Regions from separate parts of the Mus musculus genome. Here regions 2 and 3 are each linked to region 1. A link is a loop called in an ENCODE intact Hi-C map of the cell type or tissue named here. Cell type or tissue: left cerebral cortex. All regions are shown on one strand. Region 1 overlaps Gm40650 (predicted gene, 40650). Region 2 holds the start of Cep85l (centrosomal protein 85-like). Region 3 overlaps Gm36229 (predicted gene, 36229).

Region 1 (2,500 bases):
CATTTGGGAGCCCGTGACAAGTGGAAAGTCAAGCTAAAAGCTGTTTGCTTTGTGGCTACTAGTGTTGTGGGGTGTTCACCAGAGAACACAGCTGGGATGTGGGCTTAAACCAATAGAAAGTCTTTATTAGCCAGCCGGTGACGACACTGGGTTTTAGGAATCTTGGGGTATCATGGGGCCTTTCTCAGAGTAAGCTTTTAAGCACAAAAGCCATATTCTGGATTGACATATTTTGGTTAACAAGAACAGTTAGCCAGAAGTAGAACTATACAGGCTGAAGAACAAGATTAGTTGGAACTATGGACTTTGAATAGTCCTTTGTTTTAGTTTTGGCAGGCGATGCTGTCTACATGCTGTGTTTATAACCTGAATGGCATTTCTATCATGGAGTCAGTTGTGCTAAGGTTTCAGGGCCTACTAAGGTCTGGGGCCCAATTTCACTAGGAAATAAAAGAGAGAGGAAGGGACTAGCACTGTCCAGTCTCTACCATTTCTCACTGGTGCCAGGACAGGGACCAGACCCTTCACACATGAACCTTTGAGAACATTCCAGATCCAAACTTGAACACTGTTAGTCAGGTAAGAACAGCTAAGCAAAGACTGAATTTGGCTAAGAACTTGAAAACAAGGAACAAGGGCATAAATTTCTTGCTGTGCAAGCTTGAGACCCCGAGTTTCAAGCCTGAGAATCTGCATAATCCCCAGACCTGGGACAGGAGTCTGTAACCCCAGAGCTACAATGGCAAGATGGGAGAGAGACAGAAGCATCCCGAGAAGCAAATGAAAAAAGCCTTACATTGAGGTTGTCCTCTTACCTCTGTACTGTTCTGTGGCACATGCATGTCTGACTCACACATGAAAACACACACACATATACATACAAACACACAGATATATACACACACATACATACACACATACACACACACATATACACACATACATACACACACATACATACACACACATACATACACACACATACATATACACATATGCACACACATACACATATACACACAGTGTGTATGGGTATGGGGGGCATATTTCTATTTCCACTTTCTTATGTTAAAATGTAAAATATTATCCAAATCACTTTAATATTTTGATTACTTTCTATCTGCTATATCCAATTGTCATAACTGAAGAACTCCTCAAGCTTCTTAAATAAGTTCTCCTTTTACTATATTTAAAAACAAAAACAAAAAAAGGAGGAAAGAAGAAATGAAGAAAGGAAGGGAGGGAAGAAGGGGAGAGAGCGCTCTGCCCGAGAAGCCTGAGCATAGACTTGTAACGTGCACTGGAACCGTTTTTGGCTTTTACTCTCCATTGCCATTTGCTATTGTCCAAGAGGAAAAGTACTGTGGAAACTCCCAGGGTGCAGATAAATGACTTCATTCTCCTTCTTGGGCTGCTCCACTACTACAAGTGGTTCAGAGATTGATCATTGCAGCTCCCTCTGGTGGATGATGAAAGCAGAACAAAACCAAACACCCTGGAAACCCACGGTCACTCGAAATGATCTTTGTGGCTTTCTTCTAAATGGCCATCAGTAAAAATGCCATGCAACATTGAAAATGTGCCCAGGCCAGGAAAGTGGAAGGAGTGGGAGGAATTTGGGAGCGAGAGACTTGGATCTCAATTGGAGCTCTGTCATTTGCTAGCTTCTGTGCCTGTCTGGTGGGTCAGTATTCAGTGAGCTGTGGAATCTGGGTCTGGGATTAACTCCCTGGAGATAAGGAGTGTTGTGAAAATTGTGGGCCATTGGAGTGGTATGTTCAGAAAAGACAACTCTGCAGAGACAGCATGTACATCAGTGGGTGCCTGGGATTGGGAAGGGAATGGAGAGGAAGCATAGAGAAATGATCCCAAACCAGACTGCACTTTTCTAAAAATTACCACATTGGACATTGAAATGGGTGAGTTCTATGGCATATAAATTTGATGTCAATGGTGTCATTGTAAAAATGCCACCAGGGGCTGGTGAGACAGCTCAGTGGTAAAAACACCGGCCATATGAGCCTAGCAACGAGGTTCAATTACCAGAACTCACATAAAAGTGGAAGGAGAGCACTGACTCCACACAGTTGTCTTCTGACCCCCATACACACACACACACACACACACACACACACACACACAACCACAAAAAAACCCAGATATCTATGTAGGTCCACAGCCAGAGAGTCTGAGCCTTGTGGGTAGGAGGGAAAGGGACTGTGGCTTAGGGCACAGACTGAGTAGAAACAAATGTTATAACTGGTGTTGTTTAGAGCTCTACTCTTTACATTGTCCCTGGTGGTTCCTTTGTTTATCGAAGACTAGAAGAACAGCAGCACCCAACTCACCACTTATATTTTTAACTTCCTTTATTCATTCACATAAGAAGTGCTGTAGACCTGGGGACTTTTCTGATGGAGAAAGTATAACTGTAATGTTTTTAAACGTTATCTGTAGTGAGATTCTTAAAAGCTTTAACCTTCCTTCTAGCGCATCACCC
Region 2 (2,500 bases), 130 kb before region 1:
GGATAGCTGGAAATCACTCTCTTTGGCCCCCAGGGATGAGTACCTTCTCCATCACTAAAGCCACTTCCAGGCCAGGCCCCACAACAACTGGGTAAGCATCAGAAACCTCTAAATGTCTGTCTACTCTTGAAGGCAACCAGTAAATATTTTAGAAAGTAATTCCCTGCATATATTGTTACTAAATTCACAGCTATTCTAATCTCTATTCTAAAACTATTATGGGAGGGTATAAAAGAATAAGGTGTAAGAGACATATATACATACATATATATATACATTATATACATTATATACACACACACATAGAGACAGACATACAGACATTACAGTTCTAAACCAATGGTTTTCAACCTCTGGGTCGCGCGACCCCTTGACGTCAAATGACCTCATGAGAGTCACATTTCAACTACGTCCATTACAATTCATAACAATAGCAAACATTACAGTTATGAAGTGGCAATGAAAATAATTTTATGGTTTGGGGACATCACAACATGAGGAACTTTTAAAGTTCGCAGCATTAGGGAGGTTGAGAACTACTGATAGTTTAGAATTTAAACTGTCACAGAATTTCATTGTTCAAAATTTCAGTAGCAATGTGCCTGCATGGTATCTTCAAAAAGGCAGAGAATACCACAAAAGGACTCCTACAAAATGCTTCTTTTCGAACAGTTTTGCAAAAGGTACACAACTGCCTCTAAGTTACACAAGTCAAGTTCTAACACTTTGTAGAACAGGGTTACCACCCATGGGTCCCCAAAATACCTAAATTTTTAGGAGAAATTCTGCGTACAAATAAGTAGCCCTTTTCTCTTGGGGGGTGGGGGGGAGAAGGAAAAAAATTTATGTATCTTTCAGCTTTTCAAAGGGGTTCATGATTCAGTTCAGATTAAAGAGCCCTTTAGACTGTCATCATTAGATAACTTGTCATGGTCAAGCCAACTCTTCTTGTTCTATTCCACGTTAGGGGAAGATTTATAATTCAGTGGCTCCTACACAACTTCTGGGTGATGCAGGCATGAAATGGTTGTCTGATTCTAACAGTCCCTACAACCACCACCGCAAAGCTGCAACCCCCCAGTTTCCCTGAGCCCCGTTTCGAAGGCGGCTGGGCTCTGATGGGACCCAGGAGAGCCCTGGCAGCCATGCGACCTGCTTTCTAAGAGCTGCCGCCCCCTCGGGGGTCTCAATCGGCGACCAAGTCCTCAGCAGCTTCTCTGGAGCAGTGGCTGCGGGCGACACTGCAGCGACCTTCCCGCCCGCGTCCCGCGTGGGGCAGCCACGCACACCACACGAGGGACAACAAAGCCCGGCCGAGCGGCCCAGAAGAGCCGAGTTGTCACCCCGCGGGGGTCGCAGGCCTTAGGGCGCGGACTCCGGAGAAGCCCTGGCGGCCGTCACCCCACCCGCCCGCAGTCCTCCTTACCCGCAGGGAAGCTGCGGGCCCCGCTGGGGCTGTCCCGGCCGCCAGCCTCCGGGGCCAGGAAACGGCCCCACATAGCGGGCGAGCGGGCGAGCCTGGAGCTCGGGGCCCGCGGTCGCCTCGGCTTCTGGGCGGAAACTTGAGCGGAGCCTGGGCCTCGGCAGCGCGGACCGGACCCGGGCGGGGGGCTTAACGGCTGTTCAGCGACGGCCCCGGAGCGCGGCGGCTGCCATGGCCCAGCCGGCTGCGCTGAGGCCCGGGCCGGGGAAGCTAGTAGCTCCCCGGTGACGGCGGCGCGATCGCAGGCTCCGGGGCTCAAAGCGAATCTGCAGCTGCGGCTTCTCTCAGCCCCCTCCGCCCGGCAGAACCTTAGGCAGCGGGCCGGGCCAGGACAGGCGGGGCCTGGATGGGGCTGGGGGCGGGGCCCAGAGGGCGGGGCCTCAAGGCGGGGCCTGGGACTCTTGGCGAACCAAAAACCTATTGCTAACAGCATGCGGGTGATCATCCTGAAGCCGCTCCCTACTTCTCCATCCTGTTACCTTCAAGCTGAGAGAGGGTCCATAATTTAATCCCAAACCCTGTCTTCCTATACGTGCTTTCTAGGGGCACAGTTGTTATAAAAGGTGCGAGTTGTCCCTGCAACCGCTTCAAGGGGCTGTGGGGCTAGCCATCTGACTCAGAATGGAGATCAGAATTAAAATTGTTGTCATGCGTTCCACAAGCACCGGTTATGGATCACGGTGGGAATAGAAAAGAGGACATCCCTGCCTCCCACATCTGCTCCACTTTATTTCCCACCCTTCCTAGGAACAGACATCCTGAGAAAAGACAAAGGAATACAGCATCCTCTTGCAATTACTCTTGTTGGCAATATAATCATTTGAATATTTAGATACAAACTAAACACTGTCAACCACTGTACAAGGAGGCAGTCTCAGCATGCCAATCAGAAGTAACCCAGACGATAAGTTCCTTAGGCTTTGAGTCCAGTGATGTTTTTCCTAATGTGGAAACTGCTAACAAAAGCTTAATATTGATGTATCCTCAAGTAAAATACTACTTAAAGCTTGTGAGGCT
Region 3 (2,500 bases), 86 kb before region 1:
GCCAGGCCAGCTCAGATGCACTTACTCATATACTATTTCCATTTCAGATGTGCCTGACTTTGCAACCAGGTGGATTAGATAACATCCCGCGTAAGCCAGGCAGATTATGTTTCCTAGTCGCCTGGTTTCTATCAGGTCCCATAGTTAGGAGCTATTTCTCCGAAGAGTGACTGCTCAGTGAAGAGGGTTGTGATCTAACACACTGATGGTTTCCCATGAAGGGACTTTGGATACTATATTTCCACCTTCGCATTTAGCTTTTGAATGCTATGAGTCCTAAGAGCTATACGGAACAGTTATGGCTTGAACAATCTAAATAGCTTTTTTTTTTTGAGCCCCAAAGCTGTCAGATCACTGGGGAGAATAGCTGAGAGTCGTAAAGACTTCTATGTGTTATTTCCAAACTCCAAAAAGAGCATCAATCATAGTATGTTTATTTTCTAGATTTGGAAACAAACTGTCCTTGACATTGGAGAAGTTCAATGCATGTCATACAATACAACACCCCAAGAAAATTCACTGTATTTCCATGGGGTTTATTTTCCCTTTCTGACACGCTTGGTCTTAATCTAAAAATAACAGCCTCCTCCTGCTGTCTGATCTCATCAGCACATTCTTCTCAGTGCAGCCAGAATGAAGGGACAACCAATTCCTGTGGACCAATTTGTAGCACAGAGAGTTGGCATAAGCCTAAGTTGAAATACACATTTCTCTTCTTGAAAGCAAAAGCAAACTGCTTCTCATGTTTGTTTCTCTGTTTACAGAAGCAGAGAGAAAGAAAAGAAGATTGCCCTTCTAAAAGCTGCAATCAGTATTCTAGTGTGTGCAAACCACATTGGATAAGGAAACTTCATTTGACGATCTACATACTTGAAGAACAAACTTCTTCTCAGCTGGAATCATGGTTGTCCCCTAGAATTTTTTTTTTAAGATTTATTTATTAATGTATATAGGTACACTGTAGCTATTTTCAGACACACCAGAAGAGGGCATCAGATCTCATTACCAAGCTCATAGTTGTGAGCCACCATGTGGTTGCTGGGAATTGAACTCAGGACCTTTGGAAGAGTAGCCAGTGCTCTTAATCACTGAGCTATCTCTCCAGTTCCCACCACCCCCTCCGGAATTTTCTTAAAGCTCACTGTTGCCCATCAAACAAATATGGGGGACAACACTAGAAGTATACCATGACTCTACCCCAAGATTTCCCAAGGATATACTGAAAAATGCAACAGTGATTGTGTGTGTGTGTGTGTGTGTCTTTCATTGGCAGATCCGAAATAGCTCCTGGGCAGGTACACACCTGTGACTCACCAGGAGCTGAAAGCAGTGTAGCTAAAGCTACCGCTACAGAAGTATGACAGAGTACCTTTTGACCCACTGCTTTGTCTGTGAAGTTGTACTCTTGAGCCTTCACTAAGTTGTTTTTTTATCATGATGGCTGTGTTAGCCTTTGGTGTATTGGTGACTGCCAAAGTCCTGTTATTGATTGAGATCATTTATCCCAAATACTATGCCCAGATACAAGGGCAAATAATGTGGTAATGGCTCAGGGACATGGTGTAGTACATCTGATAATGTAGTCTTTTCATATTATTATTTGGCTTTTAAGCACCAAATTGTCCCAAGAACCATATGGAAAGTTGCAACCTGGACCAGTTGGACCTTCCTCTTAGCCTGGAACACCAGAACACCTTACAGAGTTAAAGTATCAAGAGTATTAAGATATGAACTTAGGTGCTTGCAAAACTCACTGGCAAGCCAGTAAGACAAGTACAAGAGAGCCAACACCAGGGCCTACTGAATTTAAGAACCACTGCTCCTGGAGTGTGTTTTATTAGGCAAATAAATTATACCTATCGATTTTGATCACTGTAACTCTATCATCTGAAGAAGCCTTCCAGAGAGTTTTGAGGACTATGTCACTTTAAATATCATGCCAGCTGCTCTACCACAATTGTTAGGGACAGCATGCTGACCTTAACTGACAGTGAGGTGCTGCCTTCTCCCACCTTGATACAAGTGTTAATACTGGGAGCTCTTCCAAACACCCACTATGGGGAAGAGAACTCCAACCTAGGGAAAAGAACTCTAAAAGAGCTTTTTAAAGAAACTGGGCCTTGCTTACCCCAACACAAGTCACAACCTTTTGGTATAGAAATTCTTTTAAATATTTCTTCCTCTTTCTCCAGGAAGAAGAACATTTGAGGATAGATTAAATTTTCACATGTGATAACCTCACCCAGTCTTGCCTTCAACAGTGTTTAAATTCTTTTTCTTATAGTATAATAAGAAATATGTGGCTTCTCTAGCTCCTATATATATAGAATGGGCACAACTGAGCACAGTTCATGGATTTAAACAACTTCCAATTTAAAGACTTAAAGAAAGAATTTAAACAACTTCCAACTGCTTAAACTAGAACATTAAATCTATAATCTCTGGGATCCATCTTGACAAATTCTATCCGGCCTCTGGCTGTGTTCTTCCTTCCTTGGTC

The links. Peaks named below come from ENCODE experiments on the same cell type or tissue, not always from the same donor. Only the 100,000 strongest peaks of a DNase experiment are listed, where the experiment ranks them.
Region 2: a loop joins it to region 1, with 2.9 times the contacts of the local background. A loop is called at or near these places in 2 of 42 quality-filtered maps.
Region 3: it touches region 1 in a loop (2.1-fold over the local background); 11 of 42 quality-filtered maps call a loop at or near these places.

What each region holds. Positions count from the first base shown.
Region 1 is chr10:53,507,893-53,510,392 of GRCm38, forward strand. Gm40650 (predicted gene, 40650) reads left to right here. Exons shown (of 4, transcript NR_169148.1): 2 at 2,491-2,500. All of the region lies in intron 3 of Gm20597 (predicted gene, 20597), which reads right to left. Among named protein-coding and RNA genes, the nearest start is that of Gm20597, 9.8 kb to the right of the region's middle. In left cerebral cortex, a CTCF peak has its summit at 1,469 (motif pointing left); a DNase peak (open chromatin) is centred at 1,447.
Region 2 is chr10:53,378,083-53,380,582 of GRCm38, forward strand. Cep85l (centrosomal protein 85-like) reads right to left here and starts at 1,801. Exons shown (of 13, transcript NM_001204983.2): 1 at 1,427-1,801. The coding sequence starts at 1,499. In left cerebral cortex, a CTCF peak has its summit at 1,257; DNase peaks (open chromatin) are centred at 717, 1,172 and 1,821; H3K4me3 peaks cover 2,474 bases; H3K27ac peaks cover 2,491 bases.
Region 3 is chr10:53,421,809-53,424,308 of GRCm38, forward strand. It overlaps Gm36229 (predicted gene, 36229), which reads left to right. Exons shown (of 3, transcript NR_152767.1): 3 at 765-2,464. Among named protein-coding and RNA genes, the nearest start is that of Gm36229, 13 kb to the left of the region's middle. In left cerebral cortex, a CTCF peak has its summit at 963 (motif pointing right); DNase peaks (open chromatin) are centred at 16 and 627; H3K27ac peaks cover 448 bases.